Regions from separate parts of the Homo sapiens genome. Here all the other regions are linked to region 3. Evidence: read pairs that join two places in POLR2A ChIA-PET (ENCODE). Cell type or tissue: PC-3. All regions are shown on one strand. Region 1 holds the start of LOC124902975 (a long non-coding RNA gene). Region 2 has its middle 49 kb from the start of PPP1R12A-AS1. Region 3 has its middle 65 kb from the start of OTOGL.

Region 1 (8,000 bases), 480 kb after region 3:
AATGGTTAAAAACTAGGGAAGAAAGTTAGTGCTCTTTTCTATCTTATGTAATACCTAAGATTATATGTAGTAAAAATTTTACCAATGCCTTTTTGAAAATAGTACCCACTTCTTTATAACTAATCTAATCAAAAGTTCCTAATGGTAAGAATTTGAGATCTTATATGATGGAATGAGACCAGTAGTGAACATATATTTTGAGCAGGCAGACGTTTTACCACTCAAGTCAATAGTTCCAAAGTATGTTGTGCATCTGAATTACCTGGGCTGTTAAAAATATGCTTCCTCAAGGTAAAGTTCCATCTAAATTCTTGGCCAAGTCATATGATTTCTAAGGAACAGGGTAAAGAACAAGACTCCCTTGTTGAAAAATTACAGAAAATCGAGAATGGATAAAGATCTGAGAACATTTGCCTCTTTGGGAATTAGGAACTCCTTGCCCTCATGAAGCTCACGGTTAGAACAAGAGACCTAAATTTGACAAATGTGTGGACAAATAATTTTTATGATTTTTAATTACTGGTATAAATGTTCCCCCAAATTATTCACCAGGACAAAAGAAGGACCTAAGTTACTCTGGGGTGTGAGGTAAAGCGTAGCGGTGGAAGTTATGTCGAAGCTGTGACATGAAAATGAATAAAGAGGGAGGGTGAGAAATAGGAAAGATCATGCCAGGTAGAGGAGTGAGAGATTTGTGAAGTCCTCATGCCAGGTAGAGGAGTGACAGATTGTGAAGTTTCTTCTCAGCTACCTTGAGATGCTCTGAGATGACAAATTGAATGCACTGCAAAAGTTCTAATTTTTCTAGTTTCAATTTTGTTAGATTGTATTTTAGAATACATGTGCCAAAATATTTTAGAATACATATGCCAAAATGATTAAAACTTAGTCTGCTACAGTGGATGTACAGTGATTTTTTTAGATAGACATGTTAATTACGTTTACTTAGCAATAAAATGTTTTACATTAAGAATAAAATATTCGGAGATCTACTGAAGGTTAGCTTTTAAAGACACCACGCTTTATCTGGTATTCCACATAAGCATCTTAAAGCATATTATAGAGTAGAAATGGTTAGTTGCAACATATTAGTTTCTAAGTTACTGCTATTTTTAATTGAAGTCCTTTTTGTAAACAATAAACAGATTTTACAAGGATGCTAGGAAAAATATTTATAGGTATTTGCTTTGACAAATGAAAGAGAATTTTCAGAGATAATTCTTATCTTGGGAAACAGACATCTCTAACTGATGTATACATTCCTGTGATAATCAATATTTGATAGCAACATTATTATAGTGCCAGTGAAAATAACAGAATGAAAATACCAAATACAGCTATCACTATTATTCCTTATAACTTGTCTCATAAACTTTCTGCTGCTCAATAAAATTTTTTTGGAAAATTATTGTTAGTTAAATAATGAAAACATGCACACATGGGAACACATACAACTACAGCTGAGATTATTCAGAGAAGTAAAAAAGAAAAAATATTGAAGTAAGTCAGGTAGCATTCTGTCCAAATTATTGGAAATAGTGATCTGTATATGAACTGTATTTCAATTGACATTGTTTAAAGATGTAAACAAATTCTCAGAATTTCTGTTAGCTACCTACGAATTCACATTCCGTGCATAACTGTAACAATGAACCAAATTTTAGTGTTTTCCTTTTTTACATGTAAAAAGTTGTATTCCATTATTCTAAGACATTACTGTGTTATTACACAGCAGCTGAGAAATGTCATTCTAAATGTTTTACCTAAATGGAAATATAAAGTTGGCTGACTATTTTGCAGTAATGTTTTTATTGCTTATTCAATGCCAAATAGCAAATGTATTTATATTTTACACTATTACAGCAGAGTTACAAGTAGATTCTAAACTATTTTCTTATTTACGTGCTACATTGGCATTTCCTTTGTAAACCATTCAATTTTGAAGACTGAGTGAACAGAGTTTGATATTATTTTACTTTTTAATGACACAACAGAGATTGAGGAATGTAGTTTTCATCATTTGTGAGGTCAGTCATTTTAACTGCTTTCTCAATGTTATGCTTATCACTTTCCCAACTTCTTGGATGTGTGATTTTTTTCCCACCTCTTTTTTATTGTCTAGGGATCTCTTTTACTGTATATTTATTCACCCTCAATAAAATTTTTATTTTTATTAGAGGATGACAGTTGACCAAGATGTACTTGAACAGTAGGTGAGTCACTGTGACATACCCCTTGTTCTTCTTTCTCATGAAATATTTTTTTCCATTGAATCACAGAAACAGATGTTCTAATACCACCATGCAAAATCTTCCTTTATCATCTCATTTTGAAAGTAAACAGTCTCTTGTGCTTCTGGAGAAAAGCACTGAACCTAATTCCTTTACCAGAAAGTTTATAATAAAAATTGTGTGCATTTCCATGTTAACTTTTTCTTATATATGTTTAATAAAACACATTATTCTATACCCTAACTTTACAGCTCCTGATTCTCCCCCTCAAGACTTCTCTGTAAAACAGTTGTCTGGTGTCACGGTGAAGTTGTCATGGCAACCACCCCTGGAGCCAAATGGAATTATCCTTTATTACACAGTTTATGTCTGGTAATAATTTTTTTTTTGGAAATAGTTCTGAGAACAGATATTAATCTGTAACATAATAGGAATGTAGCTTTTAGATTTCAGAATGTGGTGCTACATTAGGAACCTGATTATTAATAGGCTAGTTAATATGTTTTGATTAAGAAACAAGTTTTTCCATATTATGTAGTGGTTCAATCATGGTCAAATGAAATAATTTTGCAATTAAAACAAAAAATTATGTGTTACGCATAATTATACTAAATTCCTACTCTTAAAAGTCATTGACAAGTCAATTTGTATGAATGTAAGCATATACTTTTACACTTCTGAAGTTTTACACAAGTACTCTCATGTCATTGTCTTTCAAGTGTCCCTTGAGCAGAGTAATTTTAATAAACATTTAAAATAGCTATTTTTAAAGAAATCTGTTATTTAAGGTCAATTTTTAATTTGAAATGTAAACAATGTATTTCGTTTCTGATCACTGTTACCCTGATTGCCTGTTTATCCTTCAATTGTGAAAAAGATGAAATCCAACATTGTATCTCATGTTAGTTAGCATGCTTATACTACTTCATGAGAACTTGGTAGATTGAAATCTTTACTTTGATGTAATGTAAATCCTCTTTAGATTCACCAATTAGGTAACACATTACCTAGTGGATTTCATATATTTCAACTCAGAAAATACAATTTACACAATACTTCGTAAAACATAGCCATTTCCTTTTATATTTCTGAATTTGAAGGGCCAGCATTGAGGGAGATGCCATGATGTTTTAAAGAAGTCTCCTCTTCTTCTCTTTCCTAAGTTAAGATTTTTCTTTCCCTAATTCCCCTTTAACCCCTTTACATATTTCTCTTTAAGACTATATTTTTTGTTTTCTTTGTTGCCTGATTCCTAGTGACTTTGCCTAGTCGTGACGAAAGTGGGAGTGTCTTGACTCCCAGTTAGCGAAAAGGAAGCAGGGAAGAAGGTTACCATTCCTTTTCATTACCCTATTTATTTATTCACTCATTCATTCATTGAACAATATTGATAGAATACCTATATACTCATGAAGAAGACTCACATAAGACCGTTGCCCTCAAGAGTGTTGTATCTCTTACACTCCCAAGAGATAACTGGATTATATACCCATAAACAAGCAAACAAGGGAATGTTGGGGGAAGGAGGTCTACTTTTGATGGGATGCTTCAGGAAGTTCTCTTTGAAGAAGTGTCATTGAGCTGTGATCCAGTTGACAAGAAAGAGCTTCTTGCCATGTAAAAATCTACAGGGCAGAACTTTCAAGAAGGAGGGAATACCAACTGCACAAGCTCTGTGGGGAAACAAAACTTGTCACTTTGAAGACCAGAAAGGAGGTCAATGTTGCTGGGGATTAGAGAACCAGAGGAGGGTAACAGTGGGGACAGGAAATAAAGTTCAGGAGTCAAGCCATGGTAAGGATTTTGTTTTCATTTTAACTATAAAGGGAGTTCATAGATAATTTAAATCACTTTAGATTCCTTATAAAGAATGAATTGTCAGGGACAAAAGTGTTAGCAGGGATGCTAGGCTATTTTAGTAGTCTGGGAAAGAGATGGTAGTGGCAACAGAGGGGAGAAGTAGGTGGCTTTGAGCTACATTTGGGAAGAAAAACTAACAGGACTTGGTGATGGATTGGCTGTGCAGATAAGAAAAAGAGAAGAATCAAAGATGACTTCTAGATTTTTGAATCAAGTGTGGTTACTACTAGAATTTGATGGCATTGATTAAGTTAGAAAAAAATTTAAATGAAACAGATTAAGTGAGAATCAAGATTTTTCTGGCTGGGATTTTCAGCCCTGCATTATGAGAATAATTGTTTTCTTCTATACAGTGATCATGCTTCCCTTCCTAGAGCTTCCGTGTATATCTAGCATAATGCATAACACACCTAGACAGAAACACATGTGGTTGGATAGCATTTTAAGGGATGCTGTTCACCCAGTTTTTCTCTCTCTGGGTATGAACTCCATGTCAATGGGAGCCTCCTATTCTAGGAACTTAGCTATAACTTTAGTTGTCTATTTATAGTTCCAAAATGTCTAAAGGTACCAGGATTTGTTAGGAATAAGTAATGACAATGTACATTACACCACCTCTTAAGAATATAGCATGGCTCAAATTTTATATGCTACAATTCTGATGTCATATAGAACATGACCTTTTATTTTCTGTAACTGGTTATTTTTGCTTTTTGCAATGATGCTGGGGTTGATGAAAGCACTGATTTTAGATAAACTATTCATTTCTCATTCCCTCTGGGTTTAATTCGGTCTCTTTTGGGTAAATATTCAATCAATTCAAAGTTTAACTCTTCAATTGTACTTTTTCTCTCATCCTTCAAGAGGTATGCTTATCTCATTTTCTGAGGTAGTCTGGGTACAGGGGAAGCCCAATGAAAGTGGGGTGAGGGAATCTCAAATCCGTGATATTGAAACAGAAAAAGTTCCCTTGTCCTGCTCTCGGGGCGTGCGACCGGGGTGTGTCTCAATTCTCTGGTGCCCCCCTGCTCAAACCTCTAGGGGGAGCATGCAGACGGGCAGGCTGTGGGGCTCCGACCCCATGGCAGGGTCTAGGGGTGAATGTTTACAGCTGAAACCCCAGTGGGCGTGTGTTACAGTATGCTCTTTTAGTTTAGCCATCCGTAGGGGGCTTGTGTTAGCTCAGTTAGACCCCCTGCCTTATCGCAAGGACAGAGGGCTTTCTGTATCCCGGGGTTTCTTGCCTTGGAGTACCAGAACTGGATCACACGTGGGCTTGGAGAGCACGATTTATTGAGTGGAGATAACTCTCAGCAGAGGGGGGAGCCAGAGGGAAATGGAGTGGGAAGATGGTTTTCCCCTGGAGTCGGGCCACTCAGCAGCGACTCTCCTCCATCCTCACCCGCCAAACTGTGCGTTGTTCCGCTGGTTGATGGCCTGCTGGCCTGCGGCGTCTGTCAGTGTGTGCTGTTAGGCCGCTGCATTCCTCTCGATGTCCAGCCGTTGTGTCTTACGCCAACGTGTTCCTGTCAACGTCCAGCCGCTTGTGTGTGTGCCCGTTAGGGTCTTGGGATTTTTATAGGCACAGGATGGGGGCGTGGTGGGCCAGGGTGGTGTTGGGAAATGCAACATTTAGGCGGGAAAACAGAAATGCCTGTCCTCATCTAGGTCCCTGGGCACAAACAAGCCCGGGTGTGGGGCGCTAGGCAGAGACCCGCCCTTCTCTACCCCGCACTTCCCTGCCCCCACTCCCATATCAATATCGTGAGAAACGTCACCTGACCTTTTTATGGAATCATTCTGGCACAAACTTGCAGTCACGGCTTCCAGTTTCAAGGTTCCTATTTTCGGTTTTATCCTTGGTCCAACCTCAAGGCTTATTCTAGTCCCCTGGTTCCCTAGCATGTCTGTGTTGAACCTCAGGTAGCTAGATACTCCCGGCTGATTTCTCTGCACCAATCTACAGTGTGAAGGATTTGAGAAAGGTACTTCCACACCCTGCTGTAGCTCTGGATGATCTGCTAGAGGAGCCCTTACATCTTGCTTGACACAGAGATTTTCTAAGCGGCTTGTCATGTTTATCTCCATCCTGAGAAAAAACAAAGTCTTCTTTACACTGGGATTTCTCTCCCAAATCTATTCAGGTGTTGTCACCACTTAATCCTTACCCTAAGATCTTGGGACACTCCAGTGTGATGGCTTTGCCCTTTTATTTCTCTCACTCTTTTTTCGTAGTGCAAAATTTTTCCTTTTATCTTTCTTTTGACTGATGGAAATTTCCTTCTTCCGTATACTCTTTCCTTTCTACACCTCAAGGGTCTTAATTTAATTATAACTACCTAATTGTAAAACTCTGTGGTCGCAAATAATCCAGGATTGACTCTTGATGTGTAAATGGAACGTAGAAAACACTTTTCCCTCAGTAAAACTTGGCTTTATTTTACACACACACACACACACACACACACACACTCTCTCTCTCTCTCTCTGCTTTAAAATTTACTTTGTTCATTGCGGTATTTAAAAGAGACTATTACCTGGCACATAATTGAAACTTAATATTTGTTCAATGGATGAATGAATGAAGAGTATGTTTTAAGTTAGAAACTGTATATATATATATATAAATATATATTATACAAATATATATATTATATAATATATATAATATATTTGTATATATATTATACAAATTTTTAAATATATTTGTATATTTTGTATACAAAATATATATTTGTATAATATATATTTTTATATATGATATATATGCAATATAAGTATATGTATATATTATATATGATTATATTACATTAGGTATTATATAATTATTACATATTATTATATATAATTGTTATATATATTTTTTCTTATTGTATTTCTGCAATAAGAATAGTGATGCTTTTTCAGATAATGGATGACTCAGTGGAAAAGAGTAAGATTACATAAAGATAGAACAAAAAAGGATAGACCTTAACATATTCAAGAATATTATCTATAATATATATGTAATATATATAATTAAATATACACATATATTTAAATTTTCAGCATTGTCTTACTAAGATGCTTGCTGGAAGCTTTATGCTTTAGTATCTTATTAACATACTTTAGTGTCTTACTAACATCCTTAGTTGGAAATAGCCCTGTAAGGTATAGTAAGTGTAGCGAAGGAAATGGTCATAATTCTGGATTCCTTCATTAGTGATCACTAATCTTTTTTGGGGACTCTTACCATAATCAGTTTTGGGGAGAGGAGGCAGGTATCATAATGTAATACACATGGGTTTTTAGTCAGTGAGACATGGGTTTGAATCTTGGCTCTGACACTCAGTTATCTTTGGTTCCTGTAAAGTACTTAATAAATGGTAGCTATCATTGTTAGCAGGATTACTGTTTCAGGAGTCCATAGTTCTCTCATAATTCTCAGTTGCCATTATTTCAGCTGCTCCAATAATTACCAAATTCTTGTAAAAAACATTTATTTGAATATTTCCTTTTTTTTTTTTTGAGAGGGGGTCTCGCTCTGTTGCCCAGGCTGGAGAGCAATGGCGCCATCTTGGCTCACTGCAACCTCTGCCTCCTGGGTTCAAGTGATTCTCCTGCCTCAGCCTCCCGAGTAGCTGGGATTACAGGTGCCCATTACCACACCTAGCTAATTTATTTTTATTTCTTTTTATTTTTCACTAGAGATGGGGTTTTGCCATGTTGGCCAGGCTGGTCTTGAACTCCTGACCTCAGGTGATCCTCCTGTCTCAGCCTCCCAAAGTGCTGGGATTACAGGCGTGAGCCACTACACCTGACTGAATATTTCTTTTTTTTTTTTTTTTGAGTGTGTCTTCAAAATGCAGGCTGCCTATGACATTTATTATATTGGGTAACTTTTTTCTTTATCATGAATATTTCTTGACA
Region 2 (8,000 bases), 50 kb before region 3:
CCTATCGTTAGATTCATCTGAGCAATTTTACTATAAAGCATATACCTATAAACATATTATGTAATATCTCCTGTTTGAATAAAGCAGGTCTCCTGTTTGAATAATCAGGTCACATATCACAATCAAAACAATGATAAACATGTTGTAACCTAGTAACATGATTTAAAATTTCACTATCTTACATAATCAAAGTATCATTTAAGTAGGTGAGCCAAAATGATTACATGTACCTGAGACTATTAATCAAAAAATTCAGAAGAAAGTTTATTGTCTGCTTATGATAAGAATGCTACTTTCTCTACTTGGAGTTTCTGACTGATTACTTACATGAAGTTAGACTATGATGGTAGTGTTTTAAATTGACACCCAAAGATTCTCTGGCTCTTCTTCAGAGTGATGGTGCAAAGTAGGCTATCAATAATTATAATTGAGGGAGACAGCCCAAACTTGGAATGTTTTCTTTGATCTTCACGGATAATAATATACATATTACAGAACCACAGGCCATTGCATCAGTAAATTACTAATGAAAGTGTATCCGCTGGTCGCGGTGGCTCAGGCTGGGTGCTGTGGCTCACACCTGTAATCTCAGCACTTTGGGAGGCCGAAGTGGGTGGATCACCTGAGGTCAGGAGTTCAAGACCGGCCTGGCCAACATGGTGAAACCCCATCTCTATCAAATATACAAAAATTAGCGTGGTGGTGGGTGCCTGTAATCCCAGCTACTCGGGAGGCTGAGGCAAAAGAATCACTTGAACTGGGCAGGCAGAGGTTGCAGTGAGCTGAGATCATGCCATTGAACTCCAGCCTGGGTGACAAGAGTGAGACCTGTCCCAAAAAAAAAGAAAAAAAAGAAAGTGTATCATGTACTCTCAGTAAAATATTCCAGTAAAGTAGAATTTTCTCTGTTTTATTCAAATTTATTTATATAATTCATCCTGATTTATCTATATAATTTATTCTTATTCTTTTTTTTTGAGACAGGGTCTCACTCTTGTCACCCAAGGCTGGAGTACAGTGGCACAATCTTGGCTCACTGCAACCTCTGCCTCCCAGGCTCAAGCGATCCTCCTGCCCCAGCCTCCTGAGCAGCTGGGACCACAGGCATGCACCACCACACCAGGCTAATTTAATTTATTCTAATTTGTGAAATTCCGAATTTATTTCTAATTCAGATCTACTGTACTGTAAGTACCTAGACAAAATTCTTCATGGAATGCTCCCAGAGCAAGGCACTGATAATGATGTTTTGTGTATGGTTATATGACTAGCAGAGAGTTGAACGTATTTATGTGTATAAACACTGGATGATTTGGTCCATTCAATAGACATTGTGTTAGGTACTAAGGATTCAAAGATGAATTTTCAGCTTTGAGAAAGTCAGTAATAGTTAGTGGGACAGACACATAAACCCATAATTGCAATATGATATTGCAAATGTAAAGTAGGAAGCAGGCACAGAATGCTGTAGAAACACAGAAGAATTATGTGGACTATGGTTTTCATGAGTGTGCATCTCCAAGTAGGGAATCCAGTTTGGAGAAAATTTAAGTACAAAAGATAATGAGGGCCTGAATCAGGGCAACAGTCTGAGGGAAGGGGATGGAGTTGAGCAATACATAGGAGGTTTAAGAGGCAGGATTTAATGATTGATTAGATGAAAGGAGAAATACAGATAGAAAGAGAAAGAGATGATGAACAGAGAGAGAAAGAGGTGATGAACAGGCTTAGATGAAGGTGCTATTAATTGAGATTGGCAAGACAAGAGAAAAACCAGGTTTGGAGGAAATGTGGAATTGATTGGGGCAAGGAGCTGAAGTTGGGGTACTTGTGGCATATCTTTGTACATATGTCAAACACACAGTTTAAGAGTCTGAAGCTTGATTAAAGGTAAAATGCTAGTACTGGAGGAGATATTGAAGACCTAGGAGAGTAAAAGAATAATAAATGGGTCTTCATGGTGATACTCTGAATCTTATCATTATCCTGATCATTCTTCATCTAGCATCTTAAATACTCTTACATCCCCTAATTCCTCTCTGAATGCTACCACATCCTCGACTTCACTAAAACCAACCATGTTCTTATTCAAGGAAGCATTTGAGAGCTTAATATCAAATCAGCCTTGAGGCTGGTGTCACTTTAACATTATCTGAGATATTGCCCCTTTTCTTAGTGTTAGCAACAGTTCTTAATCCTCTTGGCTCATGACTGTATCATACTTCCCAGTCCATACTCCAAGTTGTTTAGCATTGCCTTACTCCCATAAATGCTCCTAGGGACTGGAACCATATCTAGACCTCATGTCTGGTTCCTTGCTGCAAGACTGCCTGACTCAGGGTGGCACCCTCGTGCCTGGGTCTGCTGCTTCTTCGTAGTGAACTTTTATTGTTTATGGATCCCAATGTTCACTCACACTCCTTCTAGGAAAGAACTTCAACAGATTTCCAAGTGATGAATTTCTCCCTTCCCCCATGGCACAGTTGGTTACTGTAAAGCTGACCCCAAGCCACTCTGCAAGAGTCTTCAGACAGTTATTACTTTAGATTAGCTTAACTCCAGTGATTCCTTTCCCCCAATTCGTGCGTGTGGATGATTTCTCACTTTTTCTGCTGGATGTGACTGAGAAAGCATTTAGCCCTGGGAGGTGCTGGTGATCTGAGAATGAAGTCATTCAAAGGAAAAAATGAAAAGACTATGTCCTGATAATAATATCTGGACCCTCCTTTGAGCTGCTTCTAACCCCAGATCTAAACCTGGGCTACTCAGTTATGTTATTTTTAGCATAAAAGAATTTGTGTTGGATTTTATTATCCTTCAACTGAAAAAAATCAATTTTCTTTTCCTTTGTTCCTTCCTTCCTTCCTGTTTTCTTCTGTCTTTCTCTTTCTCTCTTTCCCTCTTCCTTCCTTTCTCTCTCTTTCTCTCTTCTTTCCTTTCTATTTCTCTTTCTCTCTTTTTCTTTTTTTCTTTCTTTCTTTCTTTCGTTCTTTCTTTTTCTTTCTTTCTTCCTCCCTCTCTCTCTCTGTTTCTTCTTTTTTTTTTTTTTCTGATACAAGATCTTGCTCTGTCACCCAGGCTGGAGTGCAGTGGCACAATCACAGCTCACTGCAGCCTTGACCTCCTGGGCTCAAGTGATCCGCCCACCTTAGCCTCCCAAGTACCTGGGACTACAGGTATCAGCCACCACCCCCAGCTAACTGAAAAAAACATTTTTTCTTTTGTAGATACAGGGTCTCCCTATGTTGTCCAGACTGGTCTCAAGCTCCTGGGCTCAAGTGATCCTCCTGCCTCGGCCTCCCAAAGCATGGAGATTACAGGCATGAGCCACCGTGTCTGGTCTGTTTTGATTTTTAAAAGAAATTTATTGGCTCACATGATTGACAAATAGAGTAGTAAATCCCCAGGTATGGTGGCAGCCAGTGTGGAAAGCCTGTTCTCTCTAAAGAAGCTGGAAGTAGGAAAAGGAGGACTGGGTTGGGGGTTGGAGATGGCAACAGCAGGGTCCTGAATGCCTGGACTGGCTGAGAGGGGCTAGGCTGTTTGCTCACAGGATCTTAAACCAGAAGTAACTACTAGAAGCAATATTGCGGGAACTGCCACACTCAGGTCTGGTCCACACTGAGTCACTAGGGTGAAGAAAGGGAGTCTGGATTCAAAGCCAAATAAAATGGAGAAGGGGCACTTGAAGAGAGGAGAGGTTCCAATTAAGTGGTGGTGAGCAATGCTTGGAAATATTCCACCAGCTTAGAGTAGGGAATCTTCTTATTTCATTATTGTGGCTGTGGGCAGAAGAGCACTAAATCACTTAACGGAAAGACAGAAGGGCAGATTCTTGGACTTTTAGTCATCTCATTTTTGGGATTTGATTTGTATCCTGCTTGACACTGCTTACCTCTATATCCAGTCATCACCTGGCTTTTCTTTCTGCTTAGATCCATTCATTTAATCAACAAATATTTGCTGTCTGTTAAGCATTGTGTTAGGTGCTGGAGATGTAGCAGTGAACAAAACAAAACTGCTGCCCTCATAAGCTTATATTCTATATATTCAGAGACAGAGATAAATGAACAAATAGAAATAACCATGGGAATAATGATAAGTGCTATGAAGACAAATAGAGCAAGATCTGAATTAGGTCACGCAGAAACCCACGGGACAAGCTTTGCAGGCAGAGAGAACAGCATGTGCCACAGAAGCATGCTGGATCTGTTTGAAACCTGCAAGGAGGGCAGTGCATGAAAGGGGAGGCTGGCGGGAGAGGAAGTCGCAGGGATAGACAGAGGCCTGAGAATGTAGGAGCTTATGGGCCATAACAAAGACTCTGGATTTAGATGGTACTTGCTACTCTGATCCAGTTCTAAAATGCCAGCTCTTTGTGTTCAAGGTTCAGAGGGTTAAGAAAGAATGAATCAGAGACAGGACTTTGAGAGCTCAGGGAGTGGGTTAAACAGATGAGATAACAATGCTAAGGCTCTGGCCAAACTCACATCCCACAGTGCAACCACACCCTGCTTAGATTTCATTTCTATCTTTAAACTGGAGTTTGAGCAGAATGGGAGTGGAGGTTCAAACTGCCTCCTTGTGAGAATTCTCTTCTGATCTCTTTCCACTGCGTGCCTGGGCAGGGAAAATGGAAGATCGGCACAAGTGAGTGTGAGATCAGAAGAGAATTATGCAGCTGATACTCTAGTTAAAAGGAATTCTAGCATTCACCCCTACTCCAAAATTATCAGTGGCTATTTCTGCCAAAGCAAAGGTTGACACTATAATGCTATACTGATTTGCTCTTCATTTTACAGAAAGCATATTTCTATAACTTAAAGATAAAAGTCAAACAGAAGACCCTACATATTGTGATCTCTTAACTTGTCCTGATAAGTTAATCCTTTGGAAAGTATTGAATAATTTACCCTGCTTAGAAAAATATTCACTATTTGCTTTAAATGGTAGGCTTAAGAGTGATTTTTCTTTCTTCCATATTTTCTTTGTTGAATGGTAATTCATTGTATGGCAGAAAAAAGAAACTTTGTTAAAATGAAAAAGACATTTGTAAATATTTTGTATCAGAAACATCTATATTAGAAATGGATGCAAGCAAATGACTATACTCAGGTTTGGGGTTGGCAGAACAGAAGAATAGAATAGAATAGAATAGAATTAGAATAGAATAGAATAGAATAGAATAGAATAGAATAGAATAGAATAGAATAGAATAGAATAGAATAGAATAGAATAGAATAGAATCAAGTATTTTGAGAACTTAGATATTCTTTTAAATTATCCTGACTTTTTTAACATGAGAAAATTAAGTTTGAAGAAGTTTGGCTTAAGTTTGTCTTTCAAACTTTGCATGAAAATTTAGGTAATCTGTTCTATCTGTTAGGTAATCTGTTCTATCTGTTTTAACTTTTAGTTATCCCTGCTGTCAAAGGTAGTCATTTTATTGTGATTATATTTTTTGTAGATGCACAAAAGTCTGGAGGATGGTATCTCCCATGGGGTTGGTTATAGTATTTTGGCGAAAATTAGCTAGTCATTTATTTCATACATACAGGTCTATATCTATGTCTACGTTTACATCTTACCTATATTTTAACTGTAATTCACATAAAGAAATGTATTTAATATTGAGACCTAGCACATACACATACACTTAAAACAAAAGTTTCTTTCTTTTCTTCTTTGTTTTTCAATTCTATTTTATTCTTTTCTGTTTAATTAAACTTCTGGTCCCAATCCACTGAACTGATTTTATAACCCACTTTTGGGTCTCAACTCGCAGTTAGAAAAGAAAGTATGATTTTGAAAAAAAATTCTTTTGGATTGAGAACTAAAATTTAAGCTATTAGCTAATGATGAAATCCATAATGGCTGTAAAGTGAAGGTGGGGATTATTTTGGGATCATAGTCCTAGGCTTTGGTGGTTGCTATCATGGAATGAGTTTATTCTCTACTCCTGGACCTGATGGCCAATGGCCATAAGTTTGACCATAAATATGTCTTTTTTCTTGGTGCCATTGATTAGCTTAACTGGCCTTGCAGTACTAGCAAAAATATCACAAGTTCTTGAACCACTCGCGCTATACTATGAGCCATAAATATTTGCTTATAACTTTATACTTTAGGTTTCATTAGGCAGACAGAGAGGGAAATTGAGAGCAAAGTTCACTACTGAATTTATACATGAGATTCAATCATCAATCCAAAGTTCACTTAGAACTTTCAATGAAACTGTGAAGGCTTTAATCCTGTCCAATACATTGAAGTCCACATAAATCCCATATAAGTTAATTATTTTGAACAGATCTGTAGCTTAAATATCTCAGAACACATACCATCCTTTTTTTACTCTGTATCCCTTAGGCAACAGCAATGTGTTGAAACTCATTGTAGGGGATAGCTTTTGTTCTTGCCAACTGAATATCCATGAAGTCTATCCATGAAGTAACTTTCCTCTTGAGTACCATCCACCTCTTCCCCTTCTCAGTCTTGCAGTGTAAGTCATGAGGGTAGGGACCAATTCTCAGAACTGTTTGCTGGATTTTTGCAATACACCCACCCTCACCCCCCGCTGCCTCCTCCCTGACACCCCCTGTCATTGCATTTGAATCCTAAGGCATCCTCAACCTCACTCCAGCCTTCAGGGCCAATATTGAAAAGAGGCAAGAATCATCTAAAGAATTCTATGATGCAGCATCATGATTTTTGTTCCTAAATTGGTTTCTGACTTTGTGCCTCAGTTCTAATGATGGGTTATCCACCTTGATAGCTGGGTCCTGTCACTGTATGTAACTTGTCTATTCTCTGAAAACCTGACACTTTGCCTTACTCTTAGTTGATACTAGAGATTTAGATTATGACTGCATCAATTGTCTGACTTCGCTGGTACTACTGACCTGATTTACTGGCTCTCTTTACTTTTCTGTAAACTCTTGGGAAACTGATCTATAGTCACTAGGCATCTCATGATTAAGAGTGTTCCAGGCTAGGTGCAGTGGCTTATGCCTGTAATCCCAGCACTTTGGGAAGTCAAGGTGGGAGAATCGCTTGAGGCCAGGAGTTTGAGACCAGCCTAGGCAACAGCAAGACCCCATCTGTGACTTATTTCCTTGTAAAGACCACCTGAGGAACTACTTTCCTATGCTACCCCAAATTGTTGCAATGTTCCAGATACTCACTATTGCCAACTCACTGGGACATCTCTGTAGCTGAGTTGAATCTGAATGTCTGCCCCACTTCTGTAGATGAGTCTCTTACTAGAGGCCAACCCTTACTCCCTCGTTTTTTCCTGCTGCTGACTGGAACATAGCTAGTAGAGTCTCAAGACATGTAAGACTAACTTTTTATTGTCTTTCCCCATGTCTAACAGGGCATCTTGTTCAGAAAATAGTTGAATAAGCATGGCCATTTGAAAATTAGTATCAGATTTCACTTTGTTTGAGGGGTCAGATTGATTTACCAAATGAAAACTTGTACCTTGATATCTGTTTTAAATGAGAAAAACTTGAGAATAATGAGTCTACTTCTTCAAAATTTATTATGAAATAAAATGTCAAAAGTTCAAGTTCAGAATGATGTATATTTAAATGCAACATCCAACTTGTTTCATTTTGGTGCTAACAACTTTTGAGTACGTTCCATGAAACCTCAAACAGCTTTTAAATTTTGTCTTTAATTTTGCTATTAAACTATTTCATAGAGACTACAAAGAAAGAAGGAAAGGCAGAAAGAGATAAAGAAAAGGAAGGAAAGAAAGAAGGAAGGAGGAATGAATGAAAGAAAGAAGGAAACACAGAGAAAAAAGAAAACAGAAAGAAAAAAAAGAAAAGAAACCAATTGGGTTCCTTCGTAGTCCCCTGATGGGTCTATTAGTCTCTGGGATCCTAACTCTATTGTAAACACAATATTTGGGAATTTATTTTGAAAGAACTAGAAATTGGGTTTAACTAACATTATTATGTGTCAAGTTTCAGTTGCCAAAAACATTCTGTCCATAG
Region 3 (8,000 bases):
GTTATTGTTGTCCTCTCCCCAGGGATGGCTGAGGTGCATTTCTCCCTGCCCAGCCTCCTTGTTCTGCAAGTTCTCTGACATGTTAATGATGTGGGAGAAAGTTTCATACTCTGCTTTAGCATAGAGGTGAGAGCAAAGAGATGCCCATTATCTCCTTTACTGCACAGAACTCATTCACTCCATAATTCTTGTTGTTGTGTTGCAACATTGCCTCTTGGCTCCAGCGGCACTTGTGAAGGATGAAGCCTTCTCGTTTTTGCCATTTCTTGCTCATTTGTGTGTGTGTGTGAGAGAGAGAGAGAGATGCACTAGGACACTTGGCTTCTCTAAGAGCGTTTATATTGTATTATAAAATGAATTATATTGAAATGTATGGACTTGATATTGAAATATATGGACTTTGTATACTAGAGAGTTTGTGAACCAGATAAACTGAGGTTACAACCCCAAGTCTTCAGTTTGTTAGCCATGTGTCTTTAATCAGTATTATTCTATAAAGTTCTCAGACTACTATTTTCTCTTCTATAAAAGGGACAAATACCTCTCACTTTGGATGACTGCTATAAGAAAAGAGACAATGATTGTAGAGTCCCTGGTGTAGTGCCTCAAATTTAGCACTGGAAAAAATGAAAGCTCATATATTGCCTTATGCAATTGATCCTCTTATTTGTGTTCTATGCTATAAAAGTCTATCAATATTTGATTATATGCCATAAAATTTCTGGGCATGATTCAGAGATTAAGAGAAAATATCAAGATAGCATTACCTTTGGGGCAGGGAAATCCACGGAGGAAAAGAAAAAAAAAATACGAAGAAGGTAAGAGAGTAAGAAAGATCATAGTCAGGGATTTTTTTGGTTGTAAGACATAAAAGTCCAATCAATCTAGCTTAAACCAAGATGAGTTTATTAAAAAGACTCTCAGCTATTAAAAAGGATTTAGGGTCAGAAAATGTGTATGTACTTCATGAAAAAATGGAAAGTTGTCAACAATTAGGGAGTATTTGTTCTCTCTTATGTTCTTGTTCTTGTTTTTGCTTTTACTTGTCACATGGCCTCATGTTTCTAATTGTTTCTGAATGTTTGTTACTTTGTTTTCTTCTGTCTGAAGTCTGATTCTTTCTGCTTCCTCATCAGCATGATTACACCCAAATGACCACCCTAGTTCCTGACATGTCAGTATCTTTTTAGCTTTTGCTGACTCTCAGTACTGCGATTCTTAGTTCAAGTTCACAAGTGAGTGGATCTGATGGGACTAGTAAAAGGGGCACATGTCCACCTGCAATCCAATCAGCTTATAGCCAAGGAGGAAGGAGGTCATGTGATATAAACAACTGGGACTGTAGAGTGAAGAGGCAGCTCTCAGACAAGAGGGCATGAGCTGGGCAGGCACCCTAAAATTTGTTGATGACAAACAAGCCAAATACCTAGGATGGCTTTAATTGAGAGTTGGCTGCTGAGGAACAGTTTGGAAAAGTACCTTATGGCAAAGATCATGTGTGTGTTTGTGTGTGCATGTGTGCGTGGGTAATGGGGGTGGAGAATCAGGCGAGAGAGAACAGAATGTACTTTATAGAAACAAGGCCTAAACAGGAAGGAAACTAATCTTCCAGATACCAAAAATGGATCTAAGAACAGTAGCTTCTCCTAGGGCTGGAGGATGGAAATCGTTTGGACTATCCAGAAAACTGGATCCTGGAGGAGGACAGGATCTATAAGAAAAGCCTTCTGATTCAAGGTGTGTGTGTGTGTGTGTGTGTGTGTGTGTGTGTGTGTGTGTGTGACAGACAGAGAGAGAGACAGGGCTCTTAGTAACAATTTCTTGGTGCAGCTTTAGCTTGTGTACGTAGAGTGGGCTTCCTGTACCTTCAAGAGGCCCAGATCATTCCAGCCCTTCAAACTTTTATGTAAAGTAAACAATAAAATGAGAGTAAACAATAACAAAGAGAAAGTTAATAGAAATAAATGACAGAAGAGAGATATTAACTGTTTGGTACATTACACTTAGACTAAATTAAGAGCTTGGAAACTATGTCAGATATATTAACCTTTTAAAAACTTCCATCCAGAAATTCCCATCCAATATGGTCAGTTAGCTGTGTCATTGGGTAGTGTGTTTGTGTTGGCCAGAAATGGAAAGGAGAGAAAGAGTTACTACCTGAAAAGAATTGGAAGAGAAATGTTTGGGTCCAGGGATTCCTTTTTTTTTCCTGAAAAAAATTGTTTTTTCTTTTTTACTCTTGGTTGGGTGGTAACAAAGAATGCACTCAAGCTCTAACAATAAATGAGTTGTGTCAAATCCAGCACATGTTTCCAAGCAGAATTTAAAAATATGTAGAGTTGTAAGAAAGTGTTAGCGATTATTTTTGGGGAATACGATTGAAGTAACTTGAGGAAGGAGTAGGAAGAGGGATGCTACTTTTTATTTTATACTGCTTTGTAGTACCTGACTAAAAAAAAAATTAAAAAGTATATGTTAACTTTATAAGAAAACACAAATATTGTCTAAGTTAAAAATTCACAAAAATACGTAAATACTAATAATACCTAATCTTTCTGGCTTGGTTGGGGAGTTAGGTTTTTGTGTAAATGTTTAAAAAAAAAACTGAAGCTATTGTAACTATTTTAAGTGAAAATCTCTCTAAGGTACATACTACTCCCTTGCTTTCTTAAAAAGAAAATGTATTGATGATTCAGGAATATGATGATCAAAGTGTGGAGAAACTCAAAAAAGGCTACAAACTTCAGTATCTTGAATTTTATGTAAATATCTAATCTAAAATAGTAAAACAGCATGATGCACAATTATGACATAAGTTATTCTTTTAAGAGTACAGTGTGCATGGTTCCAGGATTCTGGAATAAGGATATGGAAACAATGAAAAAATAAAAGTTAAGTAATAATGACCCCATCAAAGCCAACTGTTCTTAAGTATTTTAATATTGAATTGAGAAAAGGATAATACTGTTTCATTGCTGTTATAATCATGGCACTATTTTTTAAAATGACTGGAAACCAAATCAAATCCAATATGTTGCCTAGCAACTATGAGACACAAATACTTTACTTTGTTTCTTAAGCTGACATTAAAACACTACCAAAGATTCCTAAAAATACCTGCCTTAGAGTTCAGTTCTCAGCTAATCTCTTTAGTTCTCAAACATCGTTTTTTCCCCATTAGAACATCTGACATTAAAATTCCTAATATTCACTTTAGCAAGTACATCAGTAATTCATCAACTTTTTCTTCTTTTTAAATCTTTAGACTGTGCCTGCTATTTAAGTTACTTGTAATATTAGCACTTTAAAATGAAAAATCAAATGCCTAAAACATAAATAACTTAGCAAGATTTTTCTCTTGGCTTAGAGCATAATTGTAAGACGGCATATAGCTCAAAAGTTTTGGTGCTCAGCTGTGTGCTGAAGAAAGTATTTCCAAGTCTTTTACAAGTGAATTCCCACTAACTGGGCCCTCATCCTACAGAAACATGGTTTGTGGGGGAGGAGGAGGGAGTCTGTTTATAGCTCCATCACTCATGCTGTGTCATCAGAGCTGGATTATAAAAAGTTATGTCTTCTAGATCAGAGCCTTGCCTAAATAGGAAGTCTAGAAATCACCTAAACAAAGAGATGGCTATGCAACTCCCTGAAGGGGAGTTAGTTTATACTCCTGCTATGAGAACTATCAGCAAGTCACCGTTTTTTTGGAAATGGATTTTAAAAAACATTCAATATTTTAACAATAATGAATTATGTTTAGTTTCATTTACGTGGAGAAAAATGAAGGCAAATCACGTGGAGAAGATGTAATGTGAATAGAGATATAAGTACTACTTGTTTAAATTCAGAGAAATAATAATTATGATGCTCGCAAGTATTTACTGAGCATTTATTATGGGCTAAACACTAGGTAACTGCCTTACATTTAATCCTTATAACACCATGTAAACTGGTAGCTAGTGCTGCTCAGCTTAAATATGAAGAATTAATGGAGAGAAAGTTTAGGTATCTTGCTCAAGGTACACAAGGAAAGTGGCAGAGCTAGTTTCAAACCTGAGCCTATCCTGGTTCCAAAGTTCTTGTTCTTGACCAGGAAAGTGCAGTTAAGTACGGCTTTATTGTTCAGTATCAGCTAAAACCGGCCTATATTAAAAATTTTTATTCTGTTTTGAAGTTTTGTTAAGATGATCAGATAATCAAAAGATTAACAAACTTACTGGCAACTAGACCATTTGTTTTTGCTTAATTTAATCAAGTTTTAAAAATTCATAATCAACCTATCTTATAATAGTTTCATCTTATGCATGTGGGCTTTATACCAATTCATCTTATTTTCCTCCTGTGCTTTATATAATTTTATTCTCCTAGAGCTTAGTTCAGAGCATAAATATAAATGCTCAACAAAAATGTGTTGGATGAGTGAATGCAGTTTACATGTAGATCTTAGTGTGATTAATTTCAGTAGTTGAGCCTTTCAGTATATATTGACTTTGTCAAGGTCTGGATGAGGTATCCAAACTAAGAGCACCATGAATTACAGTAATAGTTAATGCATCTATAGTGCTTCATAGGCGTCAGACTCTGTTTTAAGTGCTTCACATACATTAGTTCATCTAATCCTGTCAATAACCTTAATGAGATAGGCGCTAGTATCTCAATTTTATAGATGAGAAATTTGAGGCAGAGAGAGGTTAAGGAATTGTCCAAGTTCATATAGATTGTAAATTGTACAGCCAGGATTTGAACCTAGGTTCTTGTGGCTCCAGAGACTTAACATCTATAGCTTACAGCTTTGATAGGATCAAAAAGAGAAGAATTGAATTGTACCAAGTTGGCTGGGAAGCATCAAGTTGTCTTTCCCTTCCCTTTCTCTTCATCTAACCTCATATCCCATTCCCTGCCTCACCCCAATCCCTTCTCTCACTTCCAAAGTGAAATACACCTAGAGTGACTGTCTTAGTTAGTTTGGGCTGCTGGAACAAGTTATTAGGTTGGTGCAAAAGTCATTGTAGTTTTTGTAATAATTAGTTGGTACAAAAGTAATTGCGTGATAACTTTTGCACCAACCTAAATACTATAGACTGAGTGACTTATAAACAACAGAAATTTATTTCTCATCATTCTGGAGGTGGAAGTCAGAGATCAGGGTGCCAGCATGTCTGGGTTCTGGTGAGAACCAGCTTGCTGGTTTCCAGACTATTGTATCCTCAAATAGCAGAAAGAGGGCAAAAGAGCTCCCTATAGTCTTTTCATAGGGGCACTAATCCTATTCGTGAGGGCTCTAACCTCATGACTTAATTACCCTCAAAGGCCTCACCTCCTAATACCATCACACAGGGAGTTAGGACCTTAACATGTGAATTTTGGGAGGATATAAACATTTACTCCATTGCAACAACCAAATTATGTGTTAAATAGACAGGTCACTTTGGACAGTACAAGGCAATGCCAATTGGATGGAACACCAGAACAACAGGCATCAACCCAGATGCCCTGGAAACTGGGATTTAGGATCACTATATATATGCTTTGGATTTGTTTTGTCCTTTTCTTTAGTGTTTGCAGTTGTATGGAGTAAGCACATTTAAATGGATGAACCAAATTTGATTTTATCAGCCCCTATGCAAGGATATAAAGCTGTGTGCAATATTTACAATTAAAAAAAGCTGGAATGTATAACCTTATGCTTTCATATTCTACACATATGTGTGGTAACCTTTGCTAGGTAAAAAGTATGCATATTTATAGCTTTGGTAGACACTGCTAAATCACACTCCAAAAGGGTTTTACCAGTACCTACTCCTGTCAACATGAGTGAGAGTGCCCATTCCCAATAGACTTGCCAACAGAGTATGCAATAAAAGTTTTAGATCTTTATCTTCCTGATAGGTGAAAAATGATATTTCAATGTGAAGTTTATTTGCATTTCTCATTTTAATTTCCTTTTCTATAAACTGTCTATTTGTAGTCTTTTCTACTTTTTTTTTTCTATTCAGTGGATGGCTTTACTATTTATTTATTTGAGCCCTTAATATATCCCTTCTGTGATACCTCAAACTCTTGGGCTGAGGTGATCCTCCTACCCCAGCCTGCTGGGTAGCTGGGACTACAGGCATGTGCCACCACACCCAGCTAATTTTTTGTATTTTTTGTAGAGACAGGGCTTCACCATGTTGCCCAGGCTGGTCTTGAACTCCTGGGCTCAAGTGATCTGCCTGCCTCAGCCTCCCAAAGTGCTGGGATTACAGGTGTGAGCCACTGTTTCTGGCCATTTTTAGTTTCTTATGGTTATGTTTACTTGTTTGATTATGCTTCTGTATTTTGCATCACGTGTACAAAGTATATTAGACTGTCAGATTACACTTTTTAAAAACCCACGATGGTTTCTTCTGTAACTTTTTAATTTTATTTCTTACATTTTTATAATTGATCCATCAAAATTCATTAAGTGTAAAGGTGGCACAGATAGAATAAACTTGTTCTTTAGATGACTGCTCAGTTTCCCAACACCGTTTATAAATCCATTTTCCTCTCAAAATTTCTAATGCCATTTTATTGTAGACTAAATACTGTTAGGTATTTACATCTAATTGTCGGCTTCCATAGTGTTTCATTGATTTCTCTGTTTAGTCAAGTGCAGGTACAGATTGTTTCAATTATTATAGCTTTATTATATATTTTAAATACCTAATAAGTCTAGTCCCTCCACTTTATACCTCTTTTCCAGAATTCTTCTGTTTTGTATGTTCATTTTATATAAAAACTTTGGAATAAGCTTGCTCAGTTGAAAAAAAATTGTCTAGTTATTTAATAATATCAAGTTAATTGTATAAATTATGGTGGAGAAAATTGGCATTCTTGTTATAACTGTACCTTCCTATCCAAGAACATGGTATGCCTTTCCACCTGTCTAAGTCTTCTGTGGTTCCCTTTCTCAGTGTTTTAAAAAATGTCTTCCACAGAAAGATAAATACTACATGTTCTCACTTATAAGCGGGAGCTAAATAATGTGTACACATGCAAGTAGAGTGTGGAATGCTAGATGGTGGAGACTCTGGGGTGGGATGAGATTGGGGTGGATAATGAGAAATGAGTAAAATGCATGTTACTCCAGTGATGGATATGCTAAAAGCCCTGACTTCAACACTGTGCAGTATATCAATGTAATGAAATTATGCTTTCACTCCATACATTTATATAAATAAAAATAAATCTTTAAATAATAAATCTTCATATACATTTTGCAAATTTTGTTACATTTATTCCTTGGAATTTTTGTCAGATTTTTTTCATTATATTTCCTAATGTGTGGATACATAAAAATTTTTTTTAATTGGCTTACAAATACACACACACATATATCCCAAACCCCAAACCATACATAAAATAAGTAAGTTCTCTCTCTCCATAAAACCTAAAACTATTAAGGTTTTATATTCTATCTGTCTATCTATCTATCTATCTATCATCTATCATCTATCTATCTATCTATCTATCATCTATCTGTCTATCTGTCTATCTATGTTTGCACGTAGCCTACAGACCACCTGTTATTCTTTGGAGTTTAATATTCTGATAAACAGGAATATATAAGAAGCAAAAATATGAAAATCATTACACATATATTAGTTTTTGTATATTTCTTTAAGCTATCCCAGGGCCTTCCTTCCATTTATAGTTAGGCTGTGAATTGTTTCCAATTCATTAGGAAAAATGCTCTTTCAGCCAGCTGGTAAAGTCAGGAGCATGCCAATTTAAATTTATTTTCTTCCCTTTTTTTTCTACCTCCTGTTCCTCAGGAGTATCAAGGTATGTCAGTGACATCAGCTGGTACATTCTAACTTCTTTCAGAAAAGAGAGAAAAAAAAAACCTGAAAAATGCACTGTTCAAACTCCTTTGGCTCCTTGGTCCCAGAGGAAAATTTGGGGAATCATTTCTCTCTGTGGTACAATCTTGTTGGATGCAGACCACGTTTACTCAACTTAAGAAAGGGGACACA

Evidence for each region. Peaks named below come from ENCODE experiments on the same cell type or tissue, not always from the same donor. Only the 100,000 strongest peaks of a DNase experiment are listed, where the experiment ranks them.
Region 1: POLR2A ChIA-PET joins it to region 3 with 7 read pairs; 2 of 35 experiments call an interaction of 5 or more read pairs at or near these places.
Region 2: POLR2A ChIA-PET joins it to region 3 with 5 read pairs; 4 of 35 experiments call an interaction of 5 or more read pairs at or near these places.

The regions. Positions count from the first base shown.
Region 1 is chr12:80,507,841-80,515,840 of GRCh38, forward strand. It overlaps PTPRQ (protein tyrosine phosphatase receptor type Q), which reads left to right. Exons shown (of 45, transcript NM_001145026.2): 17 at 2,483-2,603. LOC124902975 (a long non-coding RNA gene) reads right to left here and starts at 5,643. Exons shown (of 3, transcript XR_007063389.1): 1 at 5,494-5,643. In PC-3, no CTCF peak of the experiment used is centred here; no DNase peak of the experiment used is centred here; H3K27ac peaks cover 2,641 bases.
Region 2 is chr12:79,979,964-79,987,963 of GRCh38, forward strand. No RefSeq gene overlaps it. Among named protein-coding and RNA genes, the nearest start is that of PPP1R12A-AS1, 49 kb to the left of the region's middle. In PC-3, no CTCF peak of the experiment used is centred here; DNase peaks (open chromatin) are centred at 3,738 and 4,448; H3K4me3 peaks cover 389 bases; H3K27ac peaks cover 1,796 bases.
Region 3 is chr12:80,030,130-80,038,129 of GRCh38, forward strand. No RefSeq gene overlaps it. Among named protein-coding and RNA genes, the nearest start is that of OTOGL, 65 kb to the right of the region's middle. In PC-3, no CTCF peak of the experiment used is centred here; a DNase peak (open chromatin) is centred at 3,532; H3K27ac peaks cover 971 bases.